Regions from separate parts of the Mus musculus genome. Here all the other regions are linked to region 1. Evidence: chromatin loops called from intact Hi-C (ENCODE). Cell type or tissue: heart. All regions are shown on one strand. Each heading gives the region's core, and the rest is flanking DNA. Links, peaks and the distances in the headings are about the cores only.

The links. Peaks named below come from ENCODE experiments on the same cell type or tissue, not always from the same donor. Only the 100,000 strongest peaks of a DNase experiment are listed, where the experiment ranks them.
Region 2: it touches region 1 in a loop (5-fold over the local background); 35 of 42 quality-filtered maps call a loop at or near these places.
Region 3: it touches region 1 in a loop (7-fold over the local background); 33 of 42 quality-filtered maps call a loop at or near these places.

The regions. Positions count from the first base shown.
Region 1 is chr10:60,406,947-60,409,446 of GRCm38, forward strand. Cdh23 (cadherin 23 (otocadherin)) reads right to left here. Exons shown (of 71, transcript NM_023370.3): 27 at 2,069-2,221; 28 at 429-542. It also overlaps a transcript of Vsir not described here. Among named protein-coding and RNA genes, the nearest start is that of Gm17455, 8.5 kb to the left of the region's middle. In heart, for the core only: no CTCF peak of the experiment used is centred there; a DNase peak (open chromatin) is centred at 1,060; H3K27me3 peaks cover 1,537 bases.
Region 2 is chr10:60,304,281-60,306,780 of GRCm38, forward strand. Cdh23 (cadherin 23 (otocadherin)) reads right to left here. Exons shown (of 71, transcript NM_023370.3): 64 at 1,829-1,949; 65 at 1,660-1,739; 66 at 1,451-1,491; 67 at 1,298-1,358; 68 at 778-907; 69 at 545-667; 70 at 144-248. Among named protein-coding and RNA genes, the nearest start is that of Psap, 28 kb to the left of the region's middle. In heart, for the core only: a CTCF peak has its summit at 1,181 (motif pointing right); a DNase peak (open chromatin) is centred at 1,121.
Region 3 is chr10:60,751,222-60,761,634 of GRCm38, forward strand. It overlaps Slc29a3 (solute carrier family 29 (nucleoside transporters), member 3), which reads right to left and starts at 1,561. Exons shown (of 6, transcript NM_023596.3): 1 at 1,513-1,561. The coding sequence starts at 1,513. In heart, for the core only: a CTCF peak has its summit at 5,976 (motif pointing left); a DNase peak (open chromatin) is centred at 5,970.

The sequences.
Region 1 (2,500 bases), core at 1-2,500:
CCAACCACCAGCAAAGAGAAGGTCAGGTGAGGGGTGGGGCATGAGCCAAGGAACCCCAAGGCCACGGGACCTGGAGGAGCAAGGAAGAGTTCTTCCCAGAGGCTGGGGGTGGGGTTCGGGGTGTCTGTAGCTCTGCCCAGGGCATGGAATCCAGTCTCCTCCTGGCCACCTTCTGATGAAGACATTTTTTCTTTCCAGCAGAGTGGCCATGAGTCTACTTATTGGCCTGCATGTGGCTTTACCCTTCTTTATAGTTGGGAGCACATGATAGCCACTGAGGGGTAGTCACTCACCCCACAGTGCCCTGTGAGTGTGGGGGCCTTTCTTCACTAGCCTCGGGGCAGAGGGTTGACTCTAAGCCGGGCTCCCCAGGGTAAACTCTGCCTGGAACAGCCATGTGGGCAGTGTGCACGACAGCTAGCACTCACCTATGGCCTCCAGCACCAGTGTGTACGCAGCCGTGGTCTCACGGTCCAGGCCGACTACGGTTCTCACCACGGCATCACGGTAGCCCACACTAAACTTCCCATCCACGTTTCCCGCTGCAGGCAGAAGAGAAGGAAGACTTGGGTTGTTCAGCAGAGTTCTACAAAGTGACGCACCATGACTCTCCTCCTGAGTGGGAACCTGCACAGGATCCCTCAGAGGATGCTCTTACAGGTAGAGGGTGCAGCTTGTATGAGCACCTACTGTGTGCCAGGCACTCCAATTATGGACTAGTTCCTTTAACCTCCACTTGATCTGCAGTTCTGTATCCTGTCCTGTGCTCCTCCTGTATGTTCACTTTGGAGCGTGGGTCCTGCCCATGTTGCCCTAGCATCTCTCCCAGAGGAGGCTGAACAGCTGACCTGGGTAAGGGACATTTTACACATGGCTCAGGCCTGACTGGGGTACAAGTGTGAATTTCCCAGGACCCTCATCTTTAGGGATAGTGAGGGGCTGAAAGGACTACAGCTCTCTAGGCGGGAATTCAGAATGGCATAGAGGAGCATGTGGACAGGAGACAGGTGGGCTTGGTGTCCTTGAGTGGCGGTCCCCTTGTTGGGTGGAGCCAGGGAAGGGACTGTCTGAGACCAGAGAGGGAGAGACGCCGCCTGTGTGAGCAGGCTGCAGTACAGCACTCTAGCCAGCAGAGGGAGCCATTGTACTGTGCTCGGAACAACTGGTTACAGAGATTGACAATCTAGAAGGGCTCAAGGCAGGTGAGCAGGTAGAGTCCCTTTACAGGTGCTCTTTACATGGCTTGCCTCTGAGAGGAAAGACCCAGAAGGTTCCTCCCAGTCTAATGTGTCTTCTGCAAGAGACAGAACCCAGTTCTGCATGGGGCAGGCAGGAAATAAAGAGCAATTAGTGTTAGCGGCAGAAGCTCTCGGTTGATGTCATGTGGGTGCCTCACCAACTATGGCTTCCTGGGATGGTCTTTGGGCTAGGAGGTGGGAGTGAAGAGGAAAGGAGGGGAGAACCTGGGATCCCTTGCTGCTGAGGAGAGGTGACAGGGAGGGTAGTGTGTATGCTGCATATGTGTACAGGTATGTACACATAGATGTAGTATAGTGTGACGTGGCTTCAGGTGGCTCGTAAGCAGAAAGAAGGTGGGTATGGGAGGGTTACAGGGATGTGTGTCCTAGTGCCTGTCAGGTGGGTCAGGCATCAAAGAAAGAGGAAAACGGTTATAGCTCGTGAGGTGACAACCATAGAGCATGTTTGTCTTTTCCCACGGGGTCTACCTCCGTGGCAGGTTCACTTTCTCCAGAGAGCCAGGACAGGGCCTTATCAGCTTTAGCCACAACTCTATTGAACATGTTCCAGCCCAAACCAAACCCATCTCAACCAACAGATTTTATGAGTCCCCGAGGAGGGATGAAGCCACATTCCTGTAGTGACTGCCTTCTGAAGTGGGGTGAAGGGACGCCCCAGGCAACACTCTGTCCCCTCTGCCCATGCCCAGCACACCTTCAGCCTCAAAACTCCCAGCAAGCCCTTGGGGGCGGGGGGGGGCAAGGAAGTTGAGGCTGATTGCCACCCCCTCCCCCTGGTCCAGGTCCCTGCCAGGCAGCAAGGGCCGTACCTGTGATGAAGTAGCTGAGCTCCGCATTGAGGCCCACGTCATTGTCTGTGCAGTTCAGCCAGACCACGCGGAACTCACGGGGAACGTCCTCAGACACGGACACGTTGTACACGGCAGGGAAGAAGGTGGGAGTCTCATCGTTCACATCCAACACTGAAAATTGAAGGGACACGCTAGCCCAGGCCCTGGCTCCTGCTGTAGATGGCTGGGGCCATACTGCAAGGGTTTCCAAGGTGGGTTGTGGGCTCCAGGGGGGCTTATGTGTCAGTGTTGTCTGGTTATGAGTCCAGGAGGCCTGTATGGTGGCTAAGTCATCTAGGTTCAAACTGACCAGAGCTAGCACTCCCCCTACCACACTATCTATCCCTGACTGTCAGACTGAGAGGAGCACAGAGCATCCCCACCCCCAGGAGGCACTTAACAACAACAACA
Region 2 (2,500 bases), core at 1-2,500, 100 kb before region 1:
TGGGTTTGGCTGCTAGGTTAACAGAAGAGCAGATAACTCCCAGTAACGAGAGGGGGGGGGGTGGGGGGGAGAGAGAGAGAGAGAGGCATCCCCAGGAATGGGGCACGGCACACAGTTCCCAGCTCCCGAGGCTACCTCACTACCTCGGAGATGGAGGAATGGCAGGAGGAGGCTTTTTGTACCATCCGTTGTGCAAAGAGTTTTTTGAGCCGTAGGTAATCCTCCAGGACCACCTTCAGCAGCGAGCCCTGAGGAAGGGAGAAGGTTAACTTCCCACTTAGGCTGCTGCCTGCCCCTAGCTCTTACACGCCCATGGCAGTCACGGTTCTACAGGTATCCAGTTCAAATGAAGAGGATGGGAAAAGAGCCTGAAAACTGACCGTTCAGTTCCGAAGACGCCACAGGCTGCCGAGCCTATTAACCCTAGTGCCCAAACTCCCATCCTGATAGAAGGCGGGTCCAGATAAACCATCTCCTTATATCCTTGAGTAGGGGTCAAATTCAAACAGGGTCTGGGCACTGGACCCTGCAGGAGAGGGCTCACCTTAATAGGCCCCTCTCGAATGATCTGGCCCAGCTTGGCGATGTTGTCGTATTCCTGGATGGCTGCACGCAGGTATCTGTCATCATCGGGCTTGACTGCTGCAGGCTCACGCCCAAAAGTTCCCTGGAGGAGAGGGGAGCATTGGCTGGAGCAGGGAGGTTGACATCATAGGGTAGGGAACCACCCTCCCAAGTCCTGAGCTCGGCCTGCTGCATGCTGCCACCCTGGCTCACATGGGTGCGGGTGGGGCTGTTCCACAGGTCTGCGATCTCACTCAGGTTCTCAGGGAGGTCATCTTCGTGCTCGGCCTGCGCAGCCAGCTCCAGGTTCCGGCAGAAGGGGTCCAGCCACACAGGGTTGGCTCTGTAGTTGGGGAGTAGCATAGGGTAGAAAAGATGCCTTGCCTCTAAGACTGCCCATTCCCTGGGCCAGCCACAGAACCTTCAGCAGGGCTGCATAGGAACTCTGCCACAGCTCCTATGGCTATATCCTTTTGTTACAGGATCCTGTGAGAGCTACGACTGCCTACCAGCCTGGGTCAGCTTTGTCAGGGAGGCCTCACCCCCTCCCTCTGCTCCCTCTTAATTGGGACCTGGACAACACATTTTTAAGAGTGCGGAGAAGTGATAAGACCACTAGGGGGAGCCCACACTCCATGTTTCAGCCAGGGTGGCAGCTGCTACAGATAACTTCTCTGTAGCTGGGTCCTGTAGGGATCCTAAGGAGATCTGCAGACTTGAGGAGTCCACACACCCATCGAAGGAGTATTTGTTGGTATTGGGCATGTCCATGATGTCAATGAAGCCACGGTTCCCTGCATGGAGAGAATTTGAGTGAGGGGCAAAAGGGTACAGCCAAGGGGAGGACCAGGCCCCCTTAACCTGACCCCCAACAACCTTCACTCACCCGCAGAGCCAGCCACAATGGCCTTTAGCTTTCTCTTGTGTCTGGAGAGAGAGGGAAGGAGGAAGAGGGAGCGGGGAGGGAGAGAGTGTCAGTTGGCTCCATAAGGGAAGCTGGCCTGTTACCTCTGGTCCTCGGCCCTGCCTGCCTTGGTGCCCACTGTCTGGGGGACATCGGCTATTCTGGTTCAGGCAGGAGGTGGGGACACTCACATGGTCCTGTAGTACCAGTTCATGAGGACGAAGAGCATGGCAGCCAAGAAGAGAAGGATGGCCAGGACAATGATGGCCATCTGTGGACATAGCAGGCCAGCCATTAGCAGGCTGGTCCAGGGGCAAAACCCAGACTGCAGGCGGGTGGGGACAGACACAACACACGTACCTGCAGGGCAGACATGTCATCCGGCAGCTGGACAGAGATGGCGGGCTGCACATCCAGCACGTTGTAGTTCCTGAAGAGGTTCCGAAGCTGCTCCTTGTTCTCATCGATCATCTGGATGACCCTGTATAGGAGCCATGGCCTCTGCTCTACCCCAGCCACCCACCGCCCTCCATTCTGGGGCAGTGTGTTCTGTTCCCACCATAAGCCCCACATGCTCACATGCTGCTCTGAAGCTCTGCAAGAGAAAAGCCACCTGGCTGGGTGAGCATGGCATCTTACAGGGCCTCTGTGTCTGCGGCCAGGGTCTTCATGGACCCCAGACAAATGGAGTTTTATTGGAGAATGTGGTGGTTTGAATAAGAATGGCTCAATGGTTTGAATAAGAACGACCCAAATAAGCTCATAGATTTGTGTGCTTGGTCACCAAGGAGCAGCACCATTAGGAAGCAGGTGTGGCCTTATTGGATGGAGTGTGTCACTGGGGGGTGGGCATTGAGGTTTCAGATGCCCAAGCCAAGTCCAGAGTCTCTCTCTCTCTTCCTGCTGCCTGTAGATTAGGATGTAGAATTCTCGGCTCCTTCTCCAGCACCACGCCTGCCTGGATGCTGCCACGCTTCCCACCGTGACGATAATGGACTGAATCTCTGAACTGTAAGCCAGCCAGGACATTAA
Region 3 (10,413 bases), core at 4,548-7,047, 350 kb after region 1:
TCTGGAGGTGAAGGCAGGAAGATCAGGATTCAAGGTCAGCCCTGCTACATATCGAGTTTAAGGGCTAACCTGGACTAAGTGAGACCCTATTTCACAAAGAAACCACTCCAGGACTTCAGAGTGCCAGCGACACCCAGTGAGTGAGCCATGACAGCCGGGTATTAGGTCCGGAGGAATATGAGGCTCAGAAAGTTCAAGCCACTTGCCTAGGTCACAGGGGCATGGATGATACAGTCACGCTGTCTGGATGCCCTGGGGGGGGGGGGGGGTTTCCCTAACCTCATCTCCCTCCCCCAACCCCCAGGGATAATCTGGGAATGTGACTCCATCTGCTGGTTCCAAGTCCCCATAGCCCTCCCTCTTGAAGGCTTCCTGCAGCAAGAAGCTATGAGCAGAGACAAACAAGGGGAATGCCCCTCATCAGCACTGCTGGATAAACAGATCCCTGACTATTGCAGCGGAGCCCTGGCTCAGGCAGGCCAGAGGTTCTACAGTGTCCTAGCAAGCTGAGCAGACCCCTCTACAGCCTTAATTCACACAAAGACCAAAGAGGACCATGCAAGGACCTAGACAGGGCCATCCATGCAAACGTGCTTTAAATTATTGTTTGTTTTTTAAATATAAACAGAATCTAGAGAAATGTTTCAGCAGTGAAGAGCGCTTGCTGTTCTTTCAAATGACCCGTGTTCAGTTCCCAGCACCCTAGTCAAGTAGCTCAGCTACTTTTAACTCCTGTTCCAGGGAATTCTATGCCCTCCTGTAGCTTTTGTGGGCACCTGAAAGAACTGCACATACCCACACAAAGGCACACATATGTACACGTATTTTCTTTTTTAGTGTGAAAGATAATCATGAAGCATCAGAGAACTGGCAAGGACCTGTTCCATTTCCAGAAGTTCAGGCTAGGAGGGTGGGCGCACGGCTCAGCGGCTCAGTGTGGGTCACCCAGACCCACACAGGTCTGAAGTCCCTTCTCAGCTACTGTGTCTATTCATCAAGGACTACTCAGCCTTGACCAAGCATCTGAAGTTGCCAGGGATCTTCTCTAACCAGGTCACGGGCGGTGCAGTGGACTGAGCAACGCCTTATTACTCTTTATAAAAGGTAGCTGTGGCTTTGGATGAATAGAGAAAGACAAAGAAAGGAGAGGAGGCGGAGAACCTCCCGGGGCCAAGCTGTCCCTGCCTCTGACTGGGGTCCTGGGGTAAGGACCAGTCAGAGCTGGAAAGGGTAGGAGTCTGGGGACTGAGAACATGTCTGGCCAGCCCGTGTGCCACGATGGCTCCTGTGGACACAGGCTGGGGTCCAAGAGCGAGCCTGGCAGTAGGCTAAGACAAGTCCTCGCTGCAGAGGCAGCTGTGGCATCCGATCCGGACCCGCAAAGCCTTCTGGATCTTTCGGGCCGACCTGTCCCCACACGCGGGACCAGAGAAGAGTGTGGAGGAGAGGCCAGGCTCAGCCTCGGGAAGGGAAGACCCAGCCAAGCATGGGGGCCGCTGCACCCGCACTTACTGTCGCTGCCGCTGCTACCTCCACCAGGTCCAAGGCGCTGGGCCACTGTGACCAGAGCTCAGCCAGGCCGGGCTCCGCCCTTGTCCTCCCAGCCCCGCCCTCCTTTTCTCAGCTCACCACGCCCCGTTCAGCGCTTCCGGGTTTGCCGACTCCTCCCTCTGGCCCCGCCCCCACGCGCGCCTCTTCCTGGCCTACGGCAGTAACTGCAGGCGTCCAATTGCAAAGTGAAAAAAGTGTGGCTTTGGAACAGGTCCTGCCTGACTCCCTATTGGTATCCACCGCCTCATTCCCTAGGGTGCCCCACAGCCCCCTGCTCCCCCTCAATACTTCCAGAGCAGGATGTACCAGCAAGATGAACTTGGCCTCCCAGCCTAGGTGGAGAGCCGCAGAGAGAGCTTGAAGCTATTTGGTGGCAGTGAGCGAGGCCAGAGTGAGCAGATTTGTGTTGGAGGGGCAATCCAGATGCCACATCTGCAGAAGAGAAACTTTTGGGAGACTCTGAGATCAAAGTTCAGGAGAGAGCTGAAGATGGCTCCTGTACAGCTCCGAGTGCAGAGTGGGGGTTACGGAACCGATGTGCTTTGTTTTTGTTTTCTTTTTGAGAGAGAGAGAGAAAAGTGGGGAACCTAAGGAAACACCCAAGAGTGGCAGAAGTTTGGGCTTCCTTTCTACCCAATCCCTTACCACTGGGGGGTGACTTCCTCCGCTGCCCTGCAGGGGACGTGTAGGTGTCACCTACCACCCGCACTTGGGAGGCTCTGGGGTTTAGGCTCACCTTAGCTACATAGTGGTCAGCCCAGGTTACTTGAGACCCTGGCGGCGTTAGGGTTGGAGTATACATGCCTGCGCTGTCCTTACAGATCACCTGAGGAGAGGAGGTAAGGACAGGAGGGGAAAAGAAAGAGGCAGAGTAGGAGTTGGCTGATGTCCTGCGCTAGACCAGAGAAAACGTGGGCACAAGCAAGGCTGGTGTGGGCCAGTCCCAGAGACCAGCTGGGGACTTACTGATGCCAAAGCTTAGTAGGCTTCTTTTCATAAGTGTGAAGGGGGAAAAAATAGAATTTTCTCTACCCATCATGGTTCCTAGTTGGCAAAGGATCCCTAATATCAAACACAGAAGAAAAACAACAGGCTTTTAATAATGTGTAACACAGACACACACACACTTGCCCACTCACACACATACACATGCACACTTTTAGACACACTCACATATATGTATACATGCACCCATGCACACATGTACATATGCACACACATCAGACATGCATACCCACATACACACGTGGGTGAGGCTCAGAGAAATGAGTAAATCTCAAAACATGGCCTAAATACCAGCCTCAACTGCAAGGGGAACACGTGAGGTCTGGAATTCGGCTCTGTGGGAGAGCAGAAGCTAGCATGCTCCAAGCCGTGGGCACACTCCCTACAGGGCACAGAGGAGGCAAAGGTTACCTCAGGATCAGAAAAAGCACAGCAAACAAGAAGGTAGCCTGGGCGGTTCTCCTTGTCTCCCTGTGTCCTTTGCTGTGATAAAACCCCGGAGTAAAACTGACTTGGGACGGAAAGGGTTAATTTCATCTTAGAACTCCACTGAGGGGAATCGGAGCCAAAACTGAAGATAGGAAGCTGGAAGCAAGAATTAAAGCAGACACCAGGAAGAAACTGAGGCTTACAGGACTTGATCTCTCGGTGGTAGAAACTCAGGAGTTAGGGAACTCCTGGAGGCAGGAACTGAGACAGAAGCCGTGGAGTAAAGTTGCCCTCTGGTTTGCTTTAATACAAGCCAGGGCCACCTACAAGGCATAGCTATAAAAGTACCTTTCATTGGCCTAATGTAATTGTTGTCTCAGAGGTTTACTGCCTCTGTCTGCTAACCTAGGCCTAGTCTTGGAAGCTTCTAGCCTCTGTACAATCTTACCTAGGCCTAGAATGTTTACAGCCTCTGAGACTGCTGAATTTCAAGCTCACCCTTTCCTAGTTTTTTTTTCTGAGTTCTGGCTGTCTGGTTCAACTCAGCTATTCTGGCTCAAAGTCCTCTCTACACTGACTGACTCAATCTGGCTTTTCTAGGCTTCTCCTGAATTGCTCTGCTCAGGCTCATACTAACTTCAGCAATCTGTTCTGGTCCTTGGGCTCCCTCTCATTCTCTGGTTCCTTCTGTCTTCACCTGTGTCTGGCTTGTTTTCCCTCTGCAACCTGTCTCTGGACAACTGTCCCAGTAAGGACTGTCTTCCTCCCCTCTTCCTCTCTGCATTGCTCTCTCTTAAGTAGCCTCTCTTTTCTCTCTGTTCTTGTGAGAGTTGGGCAGATCCTATTCTGTCAAATCTTTCTCTGATTCATCACTTTGTCTGCCACTCAATAAGATATCACTTTCAAACATGGGTGCTACCTTCTCCAAACTAACTTTACCTTCATTGTTTTGGATTAAAGGTGTGTACTAAGGGCATGTCTGCATTCCAGCCAGAGGGATTAAAGGTGTGTACTAAGGGCATGTCTGCATTCCAGCCAGAGGGATTAAAGGTGTGTACTAAGGCTGAGTCACACCACAACTAGAAACAGATTTTTCCAGTAAACCACACAATCTCGGGGTTCACAGTGTGATCAAGTATCCTGCAACACACGACACTATCCCCAGTGGGTCAATCACTAGTTAAGAAAATGCCCCATAGATTTGCCTACAGACCAATCTGATGGAAGAGGGTTTTTTTCAGATGACTACAGATTGTGTCCAGTTAACAAAATACTTAGGCAGTTTTGGGGAATTCAGGTTGAGTGGGCCCATAAAAAGTATTTGGGTCCTCACTTTCCAAGACTGTAGGTCTGCCTGCTCTCCCTTTTCTGCCCTTACTGGATGTCTTAGTTTACTTTTCTGTTCCTGTGATCAAATACCATGGACAAAGCACTTTAAGGGAGAAAGGGGTTAGGCCACAATTCTATTTCCTGCCCATCTTGGCAGGGAAATCAAGGCAGCAAGAGCCAGCAGCAGCAGGTTACATTCCATCTGAAGTCAGCAGAGAGTAGTGCACGCATGTGCTCAGCTAGCTTTCTTCATCCTTATACAGTTCAAGATTTCCCTGAGTAGGGAATGGTGCCACCCATCATGGGCTGGGTCCCCCCACTTCAATCAGTGTAGTTTAAATATTGCATCACAGACATGGCTGGAGGCCCATTTGCTGTGCTTCTAACTTCTGTGTGGTTGACAATAAACAGCGTTCATTATACCTGGGATCTTTTTTTTTTTTTTTTTTTTAACTACATGGCCTTTCCCCATGACTAGCCCATGTAGAGAATGAGACTGTGGAGTGTGCAGTCCTAAATGGGATGTATATAGAACACCCTTCCCTCTGAGACTCAGGGATCACTGACAGAGTATAGAAACATGATAAAAGCCAAAGGTGGTAAATGTGGCAAGCACACAGTGTTCTGTTCTGAGGCACAACAGGGATGCTACACACATGAACCCACAGTGGTTATGATAGCAGGCTGTGGTAGTTTAAATTAGTGTGGCCCCCATAGACTCCTGTGTTTGGATGCTTGTCCAAAGAGAGTGGCACTATTAGGAGGTGTGGCTTTGGTGGAGGGGGTGTGGCCTTGTTGGAAGGGGTGTGGTCTTGTTGGAGGAGGTGTGGCTTTGTTGGAGGAGGTGTGGCCTTGTTGGAGTAAGTGTGTCACTGTGGAGGTCTTAAATGCTCAAGCCATGCTCAGTGTAAAACACATCCAGTCTCCTCCTGGTTGCCTTTGGATCAAGGTCTCCAGCACTACATCTACTCCCATGATTCCATGCTTCCCACCATGATGGACTAAACCTCTGAAGCTGTAAGGTAACCCCAGTTATATGCTTGCTTTTTAAGAGTTGCCATGGTCATGGTGACTCTTCACAGCAATAAAACCCAAATTAAGACTTAAGGCCCATGCAAACTTAAGCCAGACAAAATCCCAGCATGAAAGTAGGGCCAAGTGGGCAGGAAGTTCCACCCCTTCTGGAAGAGAAAGTGGCATTTGATAGCTAATTTAGACAATGCAAATGGAACTCCACAAGTTGAGAGAGAGAGAGAGAGAGGAACTAGGATAGCACAGCAAGTTGGGTGGACAGGGAGTTGAAGTGGAGGTGGGGGGAGCTGGGGTGGATATGATTAGAATACATTCTATAACATTCTTTAAAAATTAATAAAATTATTAAAATTTAAATTCACAAAAGAAATTGTGGATACCTTTTCAACAAAATTGGTAGGTACTTTTCTTGCTCAAAAAACCAAAATAAAATAAAAAGGACAGAATCTTCCTAGGTGGTCCAGCCTCCTGCCAGGGTGGCGGGGGTAGTGTGGGGGGGGGCTTTGAGCCGCCAGCCTTCCCTCTCCAGCCTTTCCACTCAGGTGCTGGGAGTACCTTCTTTGGAGTCAGCCTGGCCGGCTCAAGGGAGTCCATCGGGTTTTACTGGTAGATGTTGCCACCTTGAGGTCATTTTCTGCCACTGCAACGTCCCTGTTTTAACCTCATTGGTCAGATTTTTTTTTTCAGGATTCCACGGCCCCCAGATGAGGCACTTGTAATTCTAAGATTCCCACAACAACTAGTTCTAATCCAAGTCCTTTCCCCAGTTGATGCCAGTCACCTCTCCTTGATATGTGCTGGTTCATCAGCTCTCTCGGGAAGTTATGACCTTTACGGGACTGTGGCCCTTGAGCCCTCTGTCCCTGCTCCATGCGTGGGGACACCCCTTTGTCTGCTTAGAGCCCAAGGTCTTAGTAATACCCAAACACCCATATCTCTGTTTTTCTGGTGCTCTGGGTGGCTCACTTTGACCCAGTTTATGAGGGTGTCTAGAGAGACACCAGCAGTCAGGAGGGTCCATTTGAATACATGACCACCAACCCAAGCCAGGGCTTCCCAGTATTCCCTGCGCACCTCAGCTTCTCTATCACCTTCTTCAAACCCCAGGGACACGCCCCACGGGCATGGTCTGTCCTCCTGTCCCCACAGAAAAGATCAACATCACTAACTAGGGTGTTCACCCTTCCCTATATCCCTTTCCTCGTTCTGCCTCCTTAGCCTGGTCCCCTCTCTTCTGCTTCTCCAGCTGACTGCTCCCTACCGTGCTCCAGAACCCACCCCCTTTCCTGCTCAGGAGCCTCCTGGACCCACTGCCCCTTGTCTTTCTTTGTCACAGTCTCCATCCCACAGCCTTTGTTTATTATTTATTTATTTTTTTTAATCTCTCATGTTCCAGCTTCCTATAATCCACATAGAGATCTGTATGCAAACCTCACATGGCGTTCGCAAAGGACTTCACATGGTATCATGCACACCTGCCTTAGTTACCTTTCTTACTCGTGTGGTAAGCGTTAGGGCAAAAGGAACTTAATGGAGGGCTTTTCTTGGCTCTCAGTTTGGTGGCTCCCAGTCTGGTGGCTCCTAGTTTGGTGGCTCCCAGTCCTCTGTCATGATGGGTAAGGCCTGGCAGGAAAAGTCTGAGTCACTTCATCAGATGGCATGCCTGTTAGGGGCAGAGTGGAATGAATGGTACCCAGCCAGGGACCCCAGCCCATGTGACTGTACCGCTGGTCTTCCTGCTTCAATAGTGCGTCTAGAGAATCCTTTACAAGTAGCCCTTCCCACGCTTGTCTCTTCTGTCAAGATGAGACTCAGTATTAACCATCACACAACTGAGCAATGCTTGAGCCCCAGAAGGTCTTCTCTTCTGCTCACTATAGCTTAAATGAATTCCCATTGCACACTACAGTGTAAAGTGTTTACTATACCACGGGGGGTGTGCAGCAAGCACAGTTGTCTCTGTCCTGTGGTTTCTGCTACATCACCGGGAAGGTTCAACGGCTGAGGCTCCAATTCCCTTCTTCACCTGTTTGTGTGTCTGACTGGTGGTGCTGGCTGTTGCTGGGACCTGTGCTGGAGCCCTGAGCACAGTATAAGCAGCTTCTTACTGTGATTCTTGGAGCTTTGTGGTGATGTAATTGCTGTGAAGAGACACCGTGACCAAGGCAACTCTTATAAAGGACAACATTTAATTGGGACTGGCTTATAATTTCAGAGGTTCAGTCCATTATCACCATAGCAGGAAGCATGGCAGTGTGCAGGCAGACCTGGTGCTGGGAGAGTGGGGAGTTCTACATCTTGATCCAAAGGCAGCCAAAGAGAGATGTATTCTGCACTGGGTGAAGCTTGTGCATAGGAGCCCTCAAGCCCACCCCCACAGTGACACACTTCCTCTGACAAGGCCACACCTCCTAATAGTGCCTCATTCACACACATATGGGTATGCAGGCCATCGCTATTTTAACCATCAGTCTCTGAGGGCGGTCATCTTTTTGTGACTCAGGAATTATCCAAGGTAGACTCTCCCAGGGCTGACCTCCAGATCACTAATTAGCCAAGGATAGCCTTGAACTCTAGATCCTCCTGTGCTGGGATTAAGGTTGTATGCCACCATACCTGGCTAAACTTCATCTCTAGATGGAGGAGTTGTTAGCTTACAGGTGATTCTGCTAAGTTCATCCCAGAGACCTAGCAACAGCTTACATCATCATCTGTTCAGTGGCCTGGCTTACATAAAGACTGCTTGTCACCTTCGTCCTCTCTCTCTCTCTCTCTCTCTCTCTCTCTCTCTCTCTCTCTCTCTCTCTCTCTCTCTCTCTCCTCACACACACACACCCACATGTTCCTGGCAGGCCTTTCTATTATTCCTTACCCTCCCTCCCCCGACCCTCATGCTCTGTGGCTCTGCCCCATCTCTCTGCCCCTACCCCTTCTCCAGGTCCTCACTCCCCTCCCTTCCCCCAAACAAACTTCCCTTATACCACCAGGTCTGTCTCATGGTGTGATTTCTCAGGGAGACACCTTGGCATGAGCCCACCAGATACTCTCTTACTCCTGCCCACCTACCGCCACATTATATTTCACAACAGGAGTGTCCAGGTCATTCTGGAAATTGAAGCATATGGTGAAACTGTGTCATAGAGATCTCAAGACACTCCTGTGCCACAGCCCCTGGCGGGTCTCGTGTTCCTGTGCTGCTGTAGTTAAAGCTACAGTATCTGAGAACTCATTGTGCTTCCTTATTCATTGTTGCAGCACTGCTGTTTCTGTCCAGGTGCACCCACCCCGTGCTGGACTCCACCTGCGATCATTTCTGTTTCCATCAAGGTCAATCTGTTAGCCTTTAGCAGGAACCCATGTAAGGAGTGTGTGTGTGAAGGTTTGTATATGCTCAGCCCAGGGAGTGGCACTATTAGGACGAAGTGTGTCACTGTGGGTGTGGGCTTTAAGACCCTCCTCCTAGCTGCCTGGAAGCCAGTCTTCTCCTAGCAGCCTTCAGATGAAGATGTAGAATTCTCAGCTCTTTTAGCTCCATGCCTGCCTGGATGCTGCCACGCTCCCGCCTTGATGATGACGATGGACTAGACCTCTGGACCTGTAAGCCAACCCTAATGAAATGTTTTCCTTTATAAGTGTTGCCTTGGTCATGGTGTCTGTTCACTGCAGTAAAACCTTAACTAAGACAGAACTGATGAAGAGAACCAGCTCCACAGGGTTGTCCTCTGACCTCCACACTGTGGTACACGTGTTCTTTCACACACACACACACACACACACACACACACACACACACACACACACACAAAATAAATACATATTTTAAATAGAAGGGTTTGGAATTATTAGTTGGTTTTCTTTTCGTTTTATGGATATTGATTTATCGCCGTTTGCTTCTAATGGTGATTTCTGTGAATCAGCTGAGTCTCGCTGTCATTCCCATTTCAGACCAGAGGAGGGCGCGCCTGAGCTGCCTGGAGAAAAGCAGTCCAGGCTCCCTGGGCGGCAGTCTGAAACGGCAGGGTCTCTGGAGCCAGAGCCTTCCTGGTTCTAACTGCATCGGTTCGGTTTTCGGGCGCCATCTAGTGGTTAGTTTCTTATTGTTCCTGTGGCCCGTTGACCAAAATGTGGCTTAGCTACAGTACCCAGGGCCAGGTGTCTCAGGGGGCCCTGAGAATCTCTCCTTCACGCCAAGGCCCTGTTCCACTATGGCTCGGTCGAAGGGACCCTAGAGATGAGCATCTGTGCAGTTTTGTCAGAGCCGAGATCTGCTGCTAAGAGGAGGGCAACAAAGACCAGCTGCCAATCATCGCCGGGAAGTGTTACAGCCGTCTCTCTAGATCCCAGACTCAGAGGCTCAGACAGAAGTGGCCTTGACCTCAGTTTAGGTACAAAGTTCTGAGGCTAGCTTCTGTGACCTAGAGTTAACGGTGGCTTGGGGGGCTCCTGCACCTCTATAATTTACTCTGTCCTCCCTGTTTCTCACACTGACAACCACTGGACTTTACAACCCTTGTTCCCAGGTTCGCCTGTTCTCTCTACCCCACTCACCCAACGATAACCTCTCTCTCAAGGCAAGGACCCTTTCTTCCTGTTCTCTCCTGCCCTCCATGTAGCACCCATAAATTTCACTTTTTATTCTTGAATTGCCTAGCTTAGTCAAGCCTGGCCCATTTCCCATATTCCCAGGACATGTCCACCTGCCTGCCTGATCAATAAATTCCTCTCGAAAGACCTTTACCGGGCTGGAGAGATGGCTCAGCGGTTAAGAGCATTGACTGCTCTTCCTAAGGTCCTGAGTTCAATTCCCAGCAACCACATAGTGGCTCACAACCACCTGTAATGGGATCCAATGCCCTCTTCTGGTGTGTCTGAAGGCAGATACAGTGTACTCATATACATGAAATAAATAAATCTTTTAAAAAAAAGAAAAAAAGAAAAAGAAAAAAGAAAGACCTTTACCCTGGCAGCATCTGGGGCCTAGGAACTTGCTGAATGTGGTTATCATGGGTCTTGGCTGACCAGATAGTGAAAGCAGGCCAAGTGTGTGTGAGCACGTGCATGCAGGCA